Regions from separate parts of the Mus musculus genome. Here region 2 is linked to region 1. The links are chromatin contacts, found by POLR2A ChIA-PET in ENCODE. All regions are on one chromosome and are shown on one strand. The core of a region is the stretch at or near the end of the contact, and the rest is flanking DNA. Distances in the headings are between cores, read along the strand shown. Region 1 holds the start of Nicn1 (nicolin 1). Region 2 holds the start of 1700102P08Rik (RIKEN cDNA 1700102P08 gene).

What was found. ChIA-PET counts read pairs that join two places held with the same protein, here RNA polymerase II (POLR2A).
Region 2: POLR2A ChIA-PET joins it to region 1 with 19 read pairs in embryonic stem cell. The contact joins the promoter of 1700102P08Rik here to the promoter of Nicn1 in region 1. POLR2A ChIA-PET finds 5 or more read pairs at or near these places in 3 of 5 experiments (Patski and embryonic stem cell).

The regions. Positions count from the first base shown.
Region 1 is chr9:108,287,109-108,294,788 of GRCm38, forward strand. It overlaps Nicn1 (nicolin 1), which reads left to right and starts at 3,335. Exons shown (of 6, transcript NM_025449.4): 1 at 3,335-3,554; 2 at 6,228-6,404; 3 at 6,823-6,936; 4 at 7,338-7,409. The coding sequence starts at 3,423.
Region 2 is chr9:108,389,794-108,397,473 of GRCm38, forward strand. It overlaps 1700102P08Rik (RIKEN cDNA 1700102P08 gene), which reads left to right and starts at 3,041. Exons shown (of 4, transcript NM_053216.2): 1 at 3,041-3,066; 2 at 3,442-3,846; 3 at 5,501-5,592; 4 at 7,400-7,680. The coding sequence starts at 3,446. The coding sequence ends at 7,665. It overlaps Usp4 (ubiquitin specific peptidase 4 (proto-oncogene)), which reads left to right. Exons shown (of 22, transcript NM_011678.2): 21 at 1,187-1,275; 22 at 1,886-2,736. The coding sequence ends at 2,044.

The DNA of each region.
Region 1 (7,680 bases), core at 2,085-4,584:
CCCACGTGCTGGGATTACAGACCCACAACACTACTCCTGGCAATATATATATATATATATATATATAATTTATTTGTTTATTTATTTTGAGAAAGGTTTCACTTCTTTATACAGCCATGGCTTGGAATGCTTGCTCTATAAACTAGGCTGACCTCAAACTCAGATCTGACTCTGTCTGACTCCTCCTCCTGAGTCACCTGAGCCAGGTGGTGGTGGACTACACCTCCAGTCCCAACACTCCAGAGGCAGAGGCTTGATCTCTTGAGTTCAAGGCCAGCCTGATCTTCAGAGTGAGTTCCAGGACTACCCAGAGAAACCCTGTCTTGAAAACAAACAAACAAACAAACAAACAAAAACAAAAACAAAAGAAAAAAAAAAGAAACCCGAAACAGCTACATTATTGCATGATATTTGTGTGTGATGGCACAGATCTTTCCCAGGATCATGAACTTAAAGAGCGATATAAGAAGATTCAAAAAGAAAACAAAATAAAACATAACAAAACCCAAAACCTAGCATAAGAGGTTGGCTTCTGTCTTAGTTAGGGTTGTGCTGCTGTGAACAGACACCATGACCAAAGCAACTGTAATAAGAACAACATTTAATTGAGGCTAGCCGACAGGTTCAGAGGTTCAGTCCATTATCATCAAAGTGGGAACATGGCAGGCATGGTGCAGGCAGAGCTGAGAGTTTTTTTTTTTTTTTTTTTTGATTTATTTATTTATTATATGTAAGTACACTGCAGCTGTCCTCAGACACTCCAGAAGAGGGAGTCAGATCTCGTTACGGATGGTTGTGAGCCACCATGTGGTTGCTGGGATTTGAACTCCTGACCTTCGGAAGAGCAGTCGGGTGCTCTTACCCACTGAGCCATCTCACCAGCCCAGAGCTGAGAGTTCTACATCTTCACCTGAAGGCTGCTAGCAGAATACTGTCTTCCAGACAGGATGAGGGTATTAAAGCCCACACCCATAGGACACACCTACTCTAACAGGGCCACACCTTCTTATTGTGCCACTCCTTGGGCTGAGCATATACAACCCATTACAGCTTCATAGAAAAGGACTAAAGAGAGTAGAAACAGAAACAAAAGCAGTATAAAGTGGATACAGAGAAACAAAACAGTTCACATTATGTTACCATTTTTGTGTTTGGGTTGAGGCAGATGGAATACTATTGTGCCAATGCAAACTGGTCTGTTTGGGAAAGCTGGCTGCTATTTTTCTAATCCTAACTTCTTGGAAATTCAGGTAAACAGTTTAATTTCATCATGGTGACGTGGATCTTTAGTATGAGTGATTCCATTTTTATTTTTAGCCTAGACTATCAGGAAATAGTGTAGGAGCTTAGCCCAGTAACTATGGCTCTTTATAATTTCTTCTTCAACAAGAGTACAATTTGGCTTATATCTATCATGATGCTACTTCTCAGTAACTCGTTTAATTAAAAAATATTGCTTAAATCTTAGCTAAACATTTCTTTGTGCATTATGGATATATGTTGTGTTTGGTACAATGTGTGTGTATGTGTGGGTACGCATGCCTGTGCTCCAACATTTGGAGGTCAGGGAAGGATCTGGGTGTCCTCCTCTATGCCTGTCTGCCTTATTCCTTTCACAGTCTCTCATTGAACCAGAATCTCCCTATTTGGCTAGGCTGGCTGGCCATTGAGCTCCCAGAATCCTCTTCTCCATCCTGCCAAATGCTAGGGTTACAGACATGCACAGTAGTGCCCAGCTTTCTTTTATTTTTAACAGAGGTTTGGGGGACTCGAACTCAGGTCCTCAAGCTTGCATAGCAAGTGCTCTTACTCACTGGATCATTTCCCAGGAATCCCTCTTCCCACCACACATACACAAAGAGAGGGTGCCTCTGTGTAGTCTTGGCTGTCCTGAAACTTGCTCTGTAGACCAGGCTGACCTCAAAACTCAGAGAGATCTACCTACCTCGGCCTCCTGAGTGCTGGGATTAAAGTGTGTACCACCACTGCTAGGTTTAATTTTAAGCTATGTGTACGCAATGCACAAGGGGCTGTGTAGGGGTATGTACACATAAGTTCAAATTTCCCTAGAGGCCAGAAGAGAGCATTTAAGTTACAGGCATTCATTGGAGCCTGATGGGAGTTTTGGGAACTAAACTTCATTCTCTGGAAAAGTAGCAGGGGCTTTTAACTGCTAAGCCATCTCTCCTGCTGCATGGACTGAAATTCCTGACCATACACCTCAGATTCTTTAATGTTCCCAAATGCCTCAATATAAAATGTAAAAGGAAAACTTGGTAGGTTGGCATGATAACACATACCTTTAATCCCAGAATTATGGAGGCAGATGGATCTCTCTGAATTTGAGGTTTGCTTCATCTACATCTGTAGTGAGATCTTGTCTCAAAAAATAAACAAATCCCAAACCAAGTATTTGCCTCTTCTCCGGTCAATCAATTTATTGACTGTTTTGCTTTTTTTTTTTTTTTTTTTTTTTTTTTTTTTTAGCTAGGGCCTCACATAGCCCAAGCTAACCTGAAACCTACTACATTCATGAGATTAGCCTTGAACCTCTGATCTTACCGATTCTGCTTCTACCTTCCAAGTGCTGGGTTAACTAAAGTGTCACCAATGCCTGGCATTTTATTTCTTAACTAAATTTTACAATTTTGGTGGGATTACAGGAGTGAATCAATACCTTGTGACCCCACTTTGTTTGTTTGTTTGTTTGTTTTTGAGACAGGACTGGCTTGGAACTCTCTTTGTAAATCAGATTGGTTTTAAACTCTCAGTGATTCACCTGCTTCTGACTCTGCCTCCTCAATGTTGGGATTAAAGGCTTGCACCAATATACCTGATCTGGTTTGTAGTTTTAAAAATACCATAGTTCCGAGGTCAGGAAAAGGTGCCATATCCCTTAAGTTGCCATATACCTCGGGTTGTACCCAGATGGATCTTGTGGATGCTATGGAGAAATAATTCCTTTGTGTAACATCCTTGGCTGTCCTGGAACTCTCTGTAGACCAGACTGGCTTCGAACTCGGAGACCTGCCTGCCTTTGCCTCCCAAGTGCCGGGATTGAAAGCGAGTGACACTAAACGCCTGATTGTTTTATACATCTTAACCTAATAAAGTAGCAGAATTTAAGTGAGGGATAAGACAGCCCAAAGCATTCTGGATCCTTTGGATAAAGAACGGCTCGACGGTTGCCCGGAGCAGCCCGGGAGGGACTTACAGACGCGAGGATGATTGGTTGAAGAAGAACTTCCGTTGACATTTCCGACTCTTGACCCGCCCTGATCATCGGTGATTGGCTGAACTGTTACAAACGTTATGTGGCCTGGGAGTTGTAGTTCTTTTGGTTGATAAGGGACGCCAATAAGAGCTAGTGGTTGGATGGAGACTGTGAGCGGTGATTTTGCTTGGTTGTAATCTCCCAAATCATGTCCCGTGTGTTGGTGCCCTGTCATGTGAAAAGCACTGTAGCCCTGCAAGTGGGCGACATGAGGACCTCTCAAGGTCGGCCTGGCGTGCTGGTCGTCGATGTCACTTTTCCCAACATCGCGCCTTTCGAGGTGAGCAACCCCCCATATAAGCGATCAAGGCTTCTGGGCGGGGAATACCTAGTAACTTGGGCGTTTCCTAGGCATTTACACAGCTTCTACAGTGTCTCTTGCTTTTGCGAATTGGGCCTATTCAGAAGCATTTACAGTCTTTATTAATAAGCTTTATTAAATAGACTAGAGTTTCCCGTCCTATCCTCTTCAGCATCTCTTCCCAGTGCCCAGGATATCACTGGAACTACAATTTGAATCTCAGTACAAGTGAGAGGATATTTGATTTCGGCCGTAGCTGCAATCGTCAAACAATGATGCAAACGTACCATTCCAGTGGCCCCTGCCACAGGTCAGGTGCAACCTAGCCTTCATCTAGGTCCTCCTGGTGACTTGTTTCCAATCCCTAGTTGTTCTTCCATTTCAACTGACAGTGACAGGGCGTTGCATGACCTCAACACAGGACAAAGGCTACCTCTAATGGCATAGCATCCTTCCCTTACCCACCCTCTTGGCTCTATGTGCTTTGTATTACAATATGTCATTCTCTCGCAAGATGTTGCTTCCCAACAATCTGGGGAAACCTAGTTAATTGATCCGACCCTGGAAAATCTGAGTCAGTGTGTTTGAGGTGGATCTTTGACATCTATATTTTTATTTACTTATTTAATATTTTTATTTTAAAAAAGCTTTATTTTAAATCTATGAGTGTTGTTTTTGCATGTCTGCATATATACCTTGTGCATGGCTGGTACTAGTAGAGGCCAGAAAAAGGTTCTGAATCCTCTGGAACTGGAGTTATGAACAGCTGTGAGGTGCCGTGTAGGTGCTGGGAACCAAACCTGGTCCTCTGCAAGAGCACCAAGTACTCTTCATTGCTGAGCCATCTCTCTAGTCCTGATATCTGTGCTTTTGTGTGTTTTGTTTTGTTTTGTTTAAGTTCCATAGGTGATGCTGGTGTGCATCGAGATGGAAACTACTGCTATGGCAGTTGGTACTCTAGGCTCCCCAAACCCCTCCAGTGCAGGATCCTACTATTCTTCTTTTTTGCTGTTGCTTTTTGTTTTTCGAGACAGGGTTTCTCTGTGTAGCCCTGGCTGTCCTGGAACTCACTCTGTAGACCAGGCTGGCCTCAAACTCAGAAATCTGCCTGCCTTTGCCTCCCAAGTGCTGGGATTAAAGGCGTGGGCCACCACTGCCCGGCCCTACTATTATTCTTTTTTTTTTTTTTAAAGATTTATTTATTGTTATATGTAAGTACATGGTAGCTGTCTTCAGACACACCAGAAGAGGGCGTCAGATCTCATTACAGATGGTTGTGAGCCACCATGTGGTTGCTGGGATTTGAACTCAGGACCTTCAGAAGAGCAGTTAGTGCTCTTAACAGCTGAGCCATCTCTCCAGCCCTCTTTTGTTGTTGTTGTTGTTGTTTGTTTGTTTGTTTTACGAGACAGGGTTTCTCTGTGTAGCCCTGGCTGTCCTGGAACTCACTCTGTAGACCAGACTGACCTCGAACTCAGAGATCTGCCTGCCTCTGCCTCCTGAGTACTGGGATTAAAGGTGTGCGCCACCACGCCCAGTTCCTACAATTATTCTTATTCTGGTCTAAATCTGCTAATTCTGAGAGAGAGATGGAGAGAACTTCTGCTAGTACCAGGCTAAAGGACATACTCAGGTTCTCTCACTCTGGTACTTTTTAAAATTTGCTACTTTTGGGAGGGGTGGGGATCTCAAAAATCCCAGAGTGGCCAAGAATAGGGGAAGCTTATCATGAACTTCTGATCCTCCTGCCTCTACCCCTCAAGCACTGGATTACAGGTATACATCACAGGTGTACATCACAGGTGTACATCACAGGTGTACATCACAGGTGTACATCACAGGTGTACATCACAGGTGTACATCACAGGTGTACATCACAGGTGTACATCACAGGTGTACATCACAGGTGTACATCACAGGTGTACATCACAGGTGTACATCACAGGTGTACATCACAGGTGTACATCACAGGTGTACATCACAGGTGTACATCACAGGTGTACATCACAGGTGTACATCACAGGTGTACATCACAGGTGTACATCACAGGTGTACATCACAGGTATACATCACAGGTATACATCACAGGTATACATCACAGGCCTGGTTTATGTATTACTGGGCATCTAGCGTAGAACTGCAAACATGCTAACCAAGGCAAGCACTGCACCAGCTGAGCCACATCCTCAGCCCAATACATTACCTTACCTATCTTCGTTGGTCCACTTAGCAAGCTCATCCAGGTTTCACATGTCCATTTTCTGCTTTCTTCGGGGTTAAGGTTCTGACCTCCGATGCCATCTCAGATATGTTGGGATGGTTTGTTTGAATGACTTACAGATCTGTGAGCACTTTTAGGAAAGCAAAATTGCATTTGGGCCACAGTAATTGTTGAATTGTCTAGCAAAAGTGTGCATTCTAGCCGGGCGGTGGTGGCGCACGCCTTTAATCCCAGCACAGGGATCCCACTTCCACGGAGGCAGAGGCAGGCGGATTTCTGAGTTCGAAGCCAGCCTGGTCTACAAAGTGAGTTCCAGGACAGCCAGGGCTATACAGAGAAACCCGGTCTCAAAAAACCAAAAAAAAAAAAAAAAAAAAAAAGTGTGCATTCTAAAAAGAAGAGACAATGTCACTGTGTCGTTTGTATTCTAGTTGCAGGAGATCATGTTTAAGAATTACTACACAGCTTTCTTGAGCATCCGTGTTCGTCAACAAAGCTCCATGCACACAGCAGCCAAGTGGGTAACTTGTCTTCGGGATTACTGTTTGATGCCTGACCCACACAGTGAAGAGGGAGCCCAGGACTATGTATCACTGTTCAAGCACCAGGTCAGCTGGGCCTCAGCATGGCCAGGGAATACTGGATGGGGACTTCCTGCCTATGGATTGAGCAGAAAAGCAGGAGGAAAGAGTCGGGCAAAACTGGGCTGGACTATGGCTTTCAGGCTGGTACTTTGGAGGGGCCACTGTTCTGTCCTTCATTTAGACTTGGAGAAGCATTTGGTTTTACTGTAGATTGGGAGGTTTTTGGTAAACGAGCTAGGTCTTCAGTGGGTCTTTTATGTATTTGTTTTGTGAGAAAGGGTTTCTCTGTGTAGCCCTGGCTATCCTGGAACTTGCTTTGTAGACCAGGCTGGCCTTGAACTCAGAGAAAGGAGCTTCCTGCCTCTGCCTCTGCCTCCCCAGTGCTAGGATTAAGTGTGCACCACTACGCCCTGCTCAGTGGGTCCTTTGGTATGTGTGTCAGATGCTGTGTGACATGAACAGAGTGCTGGAGCTGCGTCTGATTCTGCGGCAGCCATCACCACTGTGGCTGTCTTTCACAGTGGAGGAACTGCAGATCTACCAACAGGGACCAAAGGCAAGTGACTTTGCAAAACCTACTGACTAACCCTTTACTGTAAAAGCTTCTGGCTCTGACGAGGAGAGATGGGGCACTGGGGTGGGTCACAAGCAAGGATAGTGAGACTCTGAAGGAAGCCCTCATGGAAGCTGGAGTATGAATGCAGGAGTCCATGATCAGATGTGACTGACGTTCTGTGTCAGAATCCCCTGGCCTTTGAGACCGCTCACTACTTTTGTTGCTTATGTTCCTGGGTTCCCCTTCTGCATAAAAGGAGAGTTTTATGAGGGTCCCTTTGATGTTATGGTTCTGAACATGGATTTCCCAGTGTCTTAGGCTCAAGGGTCCTTTTCTTTGCTCCCAGGTGCCAGAGCTCTTAGATTCTGCCTCATTGAGGTCATTATGCCTTTGCTTTGCAGAGCCCCTCCTTGGCGTTCCCCAAGTGGCTTTCCCACCCAGTGTCCAATGAGCAGCCTGCTCCCCGCCTTGAGGTAAGCTCTCTAACACTGGGTATTAACCACATATACATGGTTCTAATGTCTAGAGCACAAAAAAAGTGGGCCTCTGGCTATCCTGGGGCTACCTGGAAATGTAGCTCAGTGGTAGAATACTTACTACCCAACACCACAGACATTTGGGTCTGGACCTAGGGCCTATGGTTCAATGTCTTCTTGGGAGCTCTGTGGGCTTTGAGTCATCCCTGGTTTAAGCATGGGTCTTGCTTAATGACCATCAGGCTATAACTGTTCTTCAAGTTATCTG
Region 2 (7,680 bases), core at 1,791-4,290, 100 kb after region 1:
TAGACAAGTCTGAGTGTGGTGGCATCTGCGGTTAATTCCAGCACTCGGGAGGCAGAAGCAGGTGGATCTGAGTTCAGGGCCAGTGTGGTCCACAGAGTTTCAGAAATACACACTAGCGTGACAAGGTGGCTCAGCAGGTAAAGATCCTGGCCACACAAGCCTGGTGACCTGAGTTCAATTCCAAGAACTCTAAAAAAGTAGAGGGAGAGAACTCACCCCACAGCGTTAACCTCCACACACAAATACCATGGCACGTGTACACACACACACACACACAGCTTTTAAAATTAAATTTAAGGGCTGGTGAGATGGCTCAGCGGGTAAGAGCACTGACTGCTCTTCCGAAGGTCTCGAGTTCAAATCCCAGCAACCATATGGTGGCTCACAACCATCTGTAACAAGATCTGACTCCCTTTTCTGGAATGTCTGAAGACAGCTATATTGTACTTATATATAATAAATAAATCTTTTTTAAAAATTAAATTTAAAATTATTTTAAATATTAACATTAAGTAGGCTGGTTTTATTGATTAGCATCCCAAAATTATAGGACACCCTGTGCTCACCCTTTCAAGTTTGTCTGAAAGACCCAGGTTGGAAAAAATGGTGAATTATTTCCACTGGGCTGCAGTGCCACACGCCTTTAATCTCTGTGGGAGGCAGAGGCAGAGGATCTCTGAGTTCCAGGACCACCGGGGGACACAGAGAAACTGTGTTTTGAAAAGCCAAAAACAAACAAAATGTACAAAACCATGAGCCATAGGGGCCGGGGATTTATTTAGCAGCAGAGTGTGTGCCTAGCAAGTACAAGGCCCTGGGTTTGGATCCCCTAACCTCTGGGGAAGAAATAAAAAGAACTATAAATTATCGACTATAAATGATCATTACTTATATGTATGTGCATATTTTAAAAATTATTTCTATAATCTGGTGGTGGTGGTTTTCTGTTTTGAGATGTGGTTTCACTGTGCAACCTACCTAGACTTGGCCAGGATGGCCTTGAACTTGGGAGTAGTACTTCTGTCTCTGGTTCCTGAGTGGATCCACACTGGGTATACATTATTCTTAGTTTTAGTGTTAACATTTTGGGTATGAGTATGTGCGAGTATTTAGTGCTAACCTAATAAGGTTACAAGATTATTTTTTTTTTGGTGGCCATTAGAGCATTTTGTTTGTAACTTGGCAGACACTGCATATGCGAAGAACAGACTGAACGGGAAATGGTATTACTTTGATGATAGCAGTGTGTCCCTGGCCTCTGAGGACCAGATAGTGGTGAGTACTTTCCCAGGTGCCTGCTCCTCCCTGGGCTCTCAACAAATCAACCGAAAAGGTTCCCTCAAGCCAGACGGTTACCTCCTTATCTGCTAGGGCTCTGAGTGGAGCAGAGGGGACTGCCATTCATCCTAGATCTTTCCTAACGGAGAAGCTCAGTTTTCCTAGAGGTATCACAGTGCATCTATCTGCATTTGCTAGAGCCATGGCAGGGGCATCAGGAAGCAGCTAATAAATAAAGGTGGCAGGTTCCCGAGAGTACAGCTGTCCACTCAGTCACTCAGTGAGTGTGCTTGTTTATTGAGATAGTATCTCTATATCTCTGCCTGCTCTGAAACTCATTTTGTAAGTTTGTAGCCTCAAACTTAGGGTAATTCTCCTACCTCTGCTTCTTGAGTGCCGGTATTACAGATATCCATCCCCACATTCAGTTTAAGATTGCTTTTTTTTTTTTTTAAGATAGGGTTTCACTCTGAAGCCCAGGCTGGCCTTGACCTTGGAAAAAGAATCCTCCTGTCAGGCCCCCCTCGCCTTGCTGGGATCACAGGTGCTAGGAAAGGGGTGGGGTGAGTTTATTATCAGTGAATGGACCCCATTCCTTGTGTTTTAGACGAAAGCCGCCTACGTGTTGTTCTATCAGCGTCGGGATGACGAATGCTCCAGCACATCTTCGCTCGGCAGTTTCCCCGGTTCTGATGGAGGGGTGAAGCTGAGCAGCTCACACCAGGGCATGGGGGATGAGGAGGCTTACAACATGGACACCAACTGATGTGGCCTCTGTGACCCTGCCACCCTCCCAACACCAGCATCCTCCCCCAGGAGAATATCTGTGGCACTCTTGAAGACTGCTCATATCAATCTCAAACCAGATGAGGACATTACCTCCTTTTATGAGAAGAGGAAGGAAAGAGAAACCCTGCTTTCTGAGAAGGGCTCTATGTTAAGAGGCTGGATTATTTTTTCTTTTAAACGGGTGGTGAGAGAAAAACCTGTGGAGCTCAATTGTGGGCTGGGGTTTGGTGCACAGTGGCATGTGTCTCATGGATTCCAAAGAGTGGAGAGGAAGACCCTGCAATGAGCATGGTGCAGCCATGAAGACCCACCTGCAGGGCTGCTCCGAACTGGGTTTTGGATTCTGGTGCCCACACTGCTCACCCCAGTAGTCTGGCCACAGTAAACCAAGCCTCCAGCAAATTTGATGTTGTCCTCTAGTTCTTTGCTGTTCATTGAGATGGGCTTATAGTTTTCTAAACTGTCTCTGAAACCCGTTTCTATTCTCTTGTTCTCTCAGAATTTTCCAGCCGCCTTCCCGGTTATGAAATGAAGTTAGTATTGGGCTATTGTTTTCAGTTTCTCACAGACTCCTAGAAGTTCTGTTTTGTCCCCCACTGCCCTTGATAAAGTGATTCTATGTGGAACTTTCATTAGCTCTCCCTTAAAAGAAGTCTATTCATAAAACTGGGTGCAGTGTGTGGCATTGTTTCTCCACGTTAGCTTCAGAAGAACACAATGGGTATTTTTCAGATCTCCAAACATTCTAGTTAATAAGGTTTAAGAAAATACTTTTTCGGTAATAGACCCTCTCCAGACCGGATTCTCTTCCTTAACCCTTCCCTTACTCCCCTAGTGGCAAAGCCGGCAACCTAACAGGCCAGCTCTAGGGCCTTTGTTCCCATTGGGGTCATGTGAGTCTTCACCTCGACCTTTAACCTAGTAGGTGGGGGTTGGGAATCGCTGGTCTTGGAACGTGGACTCAGTGACCGTTGGGCACTCTTGTGCGGCAACGGCTGGGTGAGGACTCAACGGGGCCCCGTCCTGTCTAGGCTGGCCATAGTTTGGGGGCCCAGACAGCAACTGGGCGCAGTAGTGGGTGGAGGGAAAAGGCTTAGCGGCCTACAGGCTAAGGAAGCTCTGGGCGGTGAGGCGGGGCGTCTCGGGCCCTCCCCCGTGACCCTGGGTCCTCTGAGAATCCCGTGACCCTGGGTCCTCTGAGAATGGCGGGTGATCCGCCCCTCCGAGGAAAAGAACGAAGGATGATGTTGTATAACCGTAGGTCATACTCGAAATCGAGGTTGAATCCCAGCCTCCTGTATAGAAGCATCATTTTCCCGTTGCTCCGTGCATTTACAATTATCACTTAATAAAAGAAAGCATGGTCGCTTTTAGGGAAATGTCTGAAAAACTACGAAGATGCAGAAAGGAGCTGACTGCTGCTATAGACCGAGCCTTTGAAGGAGTCAGGCATTCTCAGGAGTGCACAGCCCAGCAGAGGCTGGACGCCCCGTCGCTCACCTCCCAGCCGGTACACAGGCTCCTCTGCAGAAACCCACTGGCTGCCTGCCCCTCTGCTGCCCCATACTCTGGTGCCTCGTGTGCTCCTGAGAGTGAGAACCCGGCCTTCGGGACACACCATATTCCGGTTAATTCAAAACTTCAGCAGCCTCTATACCCCAAAAGGAAACCTCTGACCAGCAAGGAAAATGTCTTGATGCAGTCTTCCATTTTGGCACGTGACAGACAGTTTTGGAGAGCTGCAGGTGATGGGGAAGACTGGAGAAAAGATAGTTTAAGGTGATTTTAATTCGATAGCTTTCTAGAAACCGTTGTTTGTTTAAAAAAACAAACAAACAAACAGCACTCGGGAGGCAGAGGCAGGCAGATTTCTTGAGTTCGAGGACAGCCAGGGCTATACAGAGAAACCCTGTCTACAAACAAACAAAAAAGTTGAAGATCTCAGATCTAATGACTAAGCTAGCCTCCTCTTTGGAGCGTTGACTGTACACAAGAAATTCATGGTTTTTAGAATGTGGGCCGGCAAACAGTTTTTATGTGTTTAGGTTGAAAGCCTGGTTATTTTCCAAACAGTCATCGAAACTACTGTACCAAAGGGTAATAGGTGTTGAGCTAGTTTTAAATTGTGGGTAGTGCGAAGGACTGAATCCAAGGCCTCACACATGCTGGGGCAGGCACTCCCGCTGATCTACAAGCCTTTGCAATGTTTTGTCTGGTTTGATACTTTAAGGATTTTCCCTAAGTTTTTTTAATGTTTGTCTTTTGTACATGTAGATGTTTTGCCTGCAGAGGCCAGAAGGCTGTGGCATCACATCCCCTGGAACTAGAGTTACTGACAGTTGTTAGGTACCAGGTGGGATCCTCAGATCTGGAAGAGCAGCCAGTGCTGCCCTCTCAACCACTGAGCCAGCCATACTCCAGCTGCCAATTTTTTCTCATTTTAAAAATTCTATGTGTGTGTGTATAGCCACAGCATGCTTACAAAAGTCAAAGGGAACCTTTCAGGAGTGGACTCTGCCCTGTGGGTTCAGGGAGCCAACTCGGGTTGTCATACTCGCAAAGACCCAAGTGTAAGAAATGTAGGCGTGAACTGTCAGCCCTGCAGAAACCTGGTTTAAACACAAAAAATAATGTGCAGCGTTGTAATAACATGTTCAGAGACCGGGCATTGGCTTTTACCGTCCTTTCCCACACCTAAGTCTATGGCTAGGCCCTGCTTCCTGGATTTACCTTGTTTTTGTTTCACCCATCTTAAAAACCTTTTGGCAGCTGGGTGGTGATGGCACACACCTTTAATCCCGGCCCTTGGGAGGCAGAAGAGGTAGACCTGAGATTGACTGAGGCCAGCCTGGTTTATAGTTCAGGACAGCCAGGGCTACACAGAGAAAACTTGTCCCTGGGGGCTGGGGGGTGCTTTTGGACTGTCTCCTTTAGGCCTATTAAGTAAACAAACTGCCTGATCCCAGGCATCCTGACCTAGATCAGGGATGATTGCATGAGATGGGACATAAATGTCTGGTCATCTTGCCTATCCCAAAATCAAGAAATTGAGAAGCCATTTAACTGCAAATATATGTATTGGTTTCATAAAGATGAATGCAGCCTGTAATGGGAATGGGTCATTACGGCTCTTAGTTTCTTCACGGATTTAGTTTCCAGTTTCTGATATTGTCATAGCATAAATGGTGGTCACCAGTACATTTTCGTCTTGGCTGGGCAAGATGGCTAATGTCTTGAATCCCAAGCCCTCAGGATACAGAAGCAGGTTTACACAGTAAGTTCAAGGCCAGCCAGGACTGTATAGTGAGGACCTTGTCTCAAAAACAATAAATCGGTTGTGTTTTGGATTTTCTGAAGTTTTTTAATATTTTCTTGAAAGAATATCTAATTCCCCATCTTCTCCCCTCAACCCCGCCCCCAATCTGGACCGCAGGAAGGATATGGAGAGAGATTTAAAAGCTGACCCAAATGTACTGCTCAGCAGTTCTAGCCAAGAGGTCACAAAGGATCTGCTAGACATGATTGGTAAGTAGAGAGCCCAGACCACATGTTCTGACCTTCAACACGCCAGGAGTCCACACATCTGCTGTTTGCTCACAGCAGACAATGAAAAAAATCAAATACCATTCCTTTCTTCAAAGAACTGATAACCTAATGAGGTCACACAGCAGTAATATCATTACAGTTTCTAATAATGATCTGGGGGTCCCTGGGGAGCAGATAGCAGCTTCTAGGCCTTAGTCCTTGAGTGTAGAGCTGCAAAAAAAAAAAAAAAAAAAAAAAAAAAAAAAAGGGATATAGGCCTAAGGGGGAAGAGACAGCAGATAGTCTACTGTTCTACTGTAGTGGAAGAAGTCTTCCTTGTAGCTGGGGAGAATGGCACCCGCCTATCCTTCCAGTACTCAGAAGGCAGAAGCAGACAGATCTATAGGAATTTTAAGGCCAGCCTAGTCTACAAATTGAGTTTCAGGCCAGCCAAGGCCACAGACTGTTGCAAAAACCAAAATTTCACATCTCCCTTAGAAGTAGCTAGTTAGCATAGTACTATATGTCCTATTTTTTCATATTTTAATTTTATTTTTAATTATGTCTATGTGTGTCTTAAGTGTGGGTATATGCATGTGAGTGTGGGCACTCTTAGAGGCCAGAGCTATTGCATCCTTCTGGGGCTAGAATCCCAGGTGGTCGTGAGCCACCAGACATGGGTGCTAGGGACCAAACGTAGGTCCTTTGCAGATCAGTAAGGGCTGCTAGCTGATGAGGCTTCTCTCAAGCCCCAGTTTTCTTTTTATTAATCTTATGTGTATGAGTATTTTGCCTGCATGTATGTATGTATAGCATGTGCATTCCTGTGCCCATAGAGGCCAAAAGAGGGTGATGGGAGTCCCTGGAAGTGGAATTTCAGAGTTGTAAGCCATGTGGGTGCTGGGAACTGAACCCATGTCTTCTGCAAGAACAGCAAGTCCTCTTTACAGCTGAGTCATCTATCTCTCCATGGCCACCCCCCACTTTTTTGGTTATTGTTTAGTTTTGAGACTCCCTAGGGCCATGCCAAGCTTTCCTTTTTCAAACAGGATCTGGCTGGGTAGGCCAGGCTAGTCTCAAACTGAAATTTTTCCTACTGATTCCTCTGTATATTGGGATTATCACTGTGCACTACCACACCCAGCAGCTGGACACTCATCCTACAAACGTCCTGTGTCTGTATGTTCTGTGTCTGTGTGCTGTTTCTAAATGACTTGTGTTGCACAGTGGACCAGCAGCTCCTGATGGAGGGATACATACCCTCAGGCATTGCCAGAAACTACTGACCTGGAAAAATCTACAGGTTAGAAAGGGCCCAGTGGGAGGCCCCAGAACCTTTATAACTTTGGAGGACTGACTGTCTCTGGCCGTTGCTTCTACCTGTCATTTCCTTAGACCTCGCCAGCACCAGTCCACATTTGGATTACCTGAAGGACCCTGTTTTTCATACCATATTGTCACTCTCCATAGGTCATGGAGTTTCATTAAATCAAGCCTATGTTGTGTGTTTAATTCATACCGATGATTGGGGTCAGATGAATTCTGGGGTAAAGGGAAGGTATCAGGCCCACCTTATATTGGTGCTCGCTTGTCTGTGCTGGGACAGGAATTCTGCAGTTGGCAGTGCTCTTCTATTTATGTGTGTCTATGGGCTTGCTAGCTTGTGGTAGCTATCAGGTATCAGGCTAGACAGGTTCTTTCATGAGTACATCAGTTTTGTGGTTTTTATCTTATGCCTGGACTGTCCTCAGGAACTTCTAAGTAGAGCTGTAAAGCCGTATGTCCTTTTTGTCCTTGTTGTTTTAAGACCATACAAGTATCCGAACTATTGAAGAATTGGCTGGAAAACTAGAATTTGAAAATGAATTGAACCGTGTGTGTGGACACTGCCAAGATTCACCCTTCAAGGAGGAAGCCTGGGCCCTGCTTGTGGATGAGAGTCCTCAGAAGGCTCTGGATGCTGACCCTGGTAGCCTCAAGCAGGCTTTGGATGATCAGAATATAGTTGAGACTGTTCTGGACTTGGAAGAAGACTACAACTTGATGACTTCTTTTAAATACCAAATAGAGTGAGGAGAGTGGATGTCA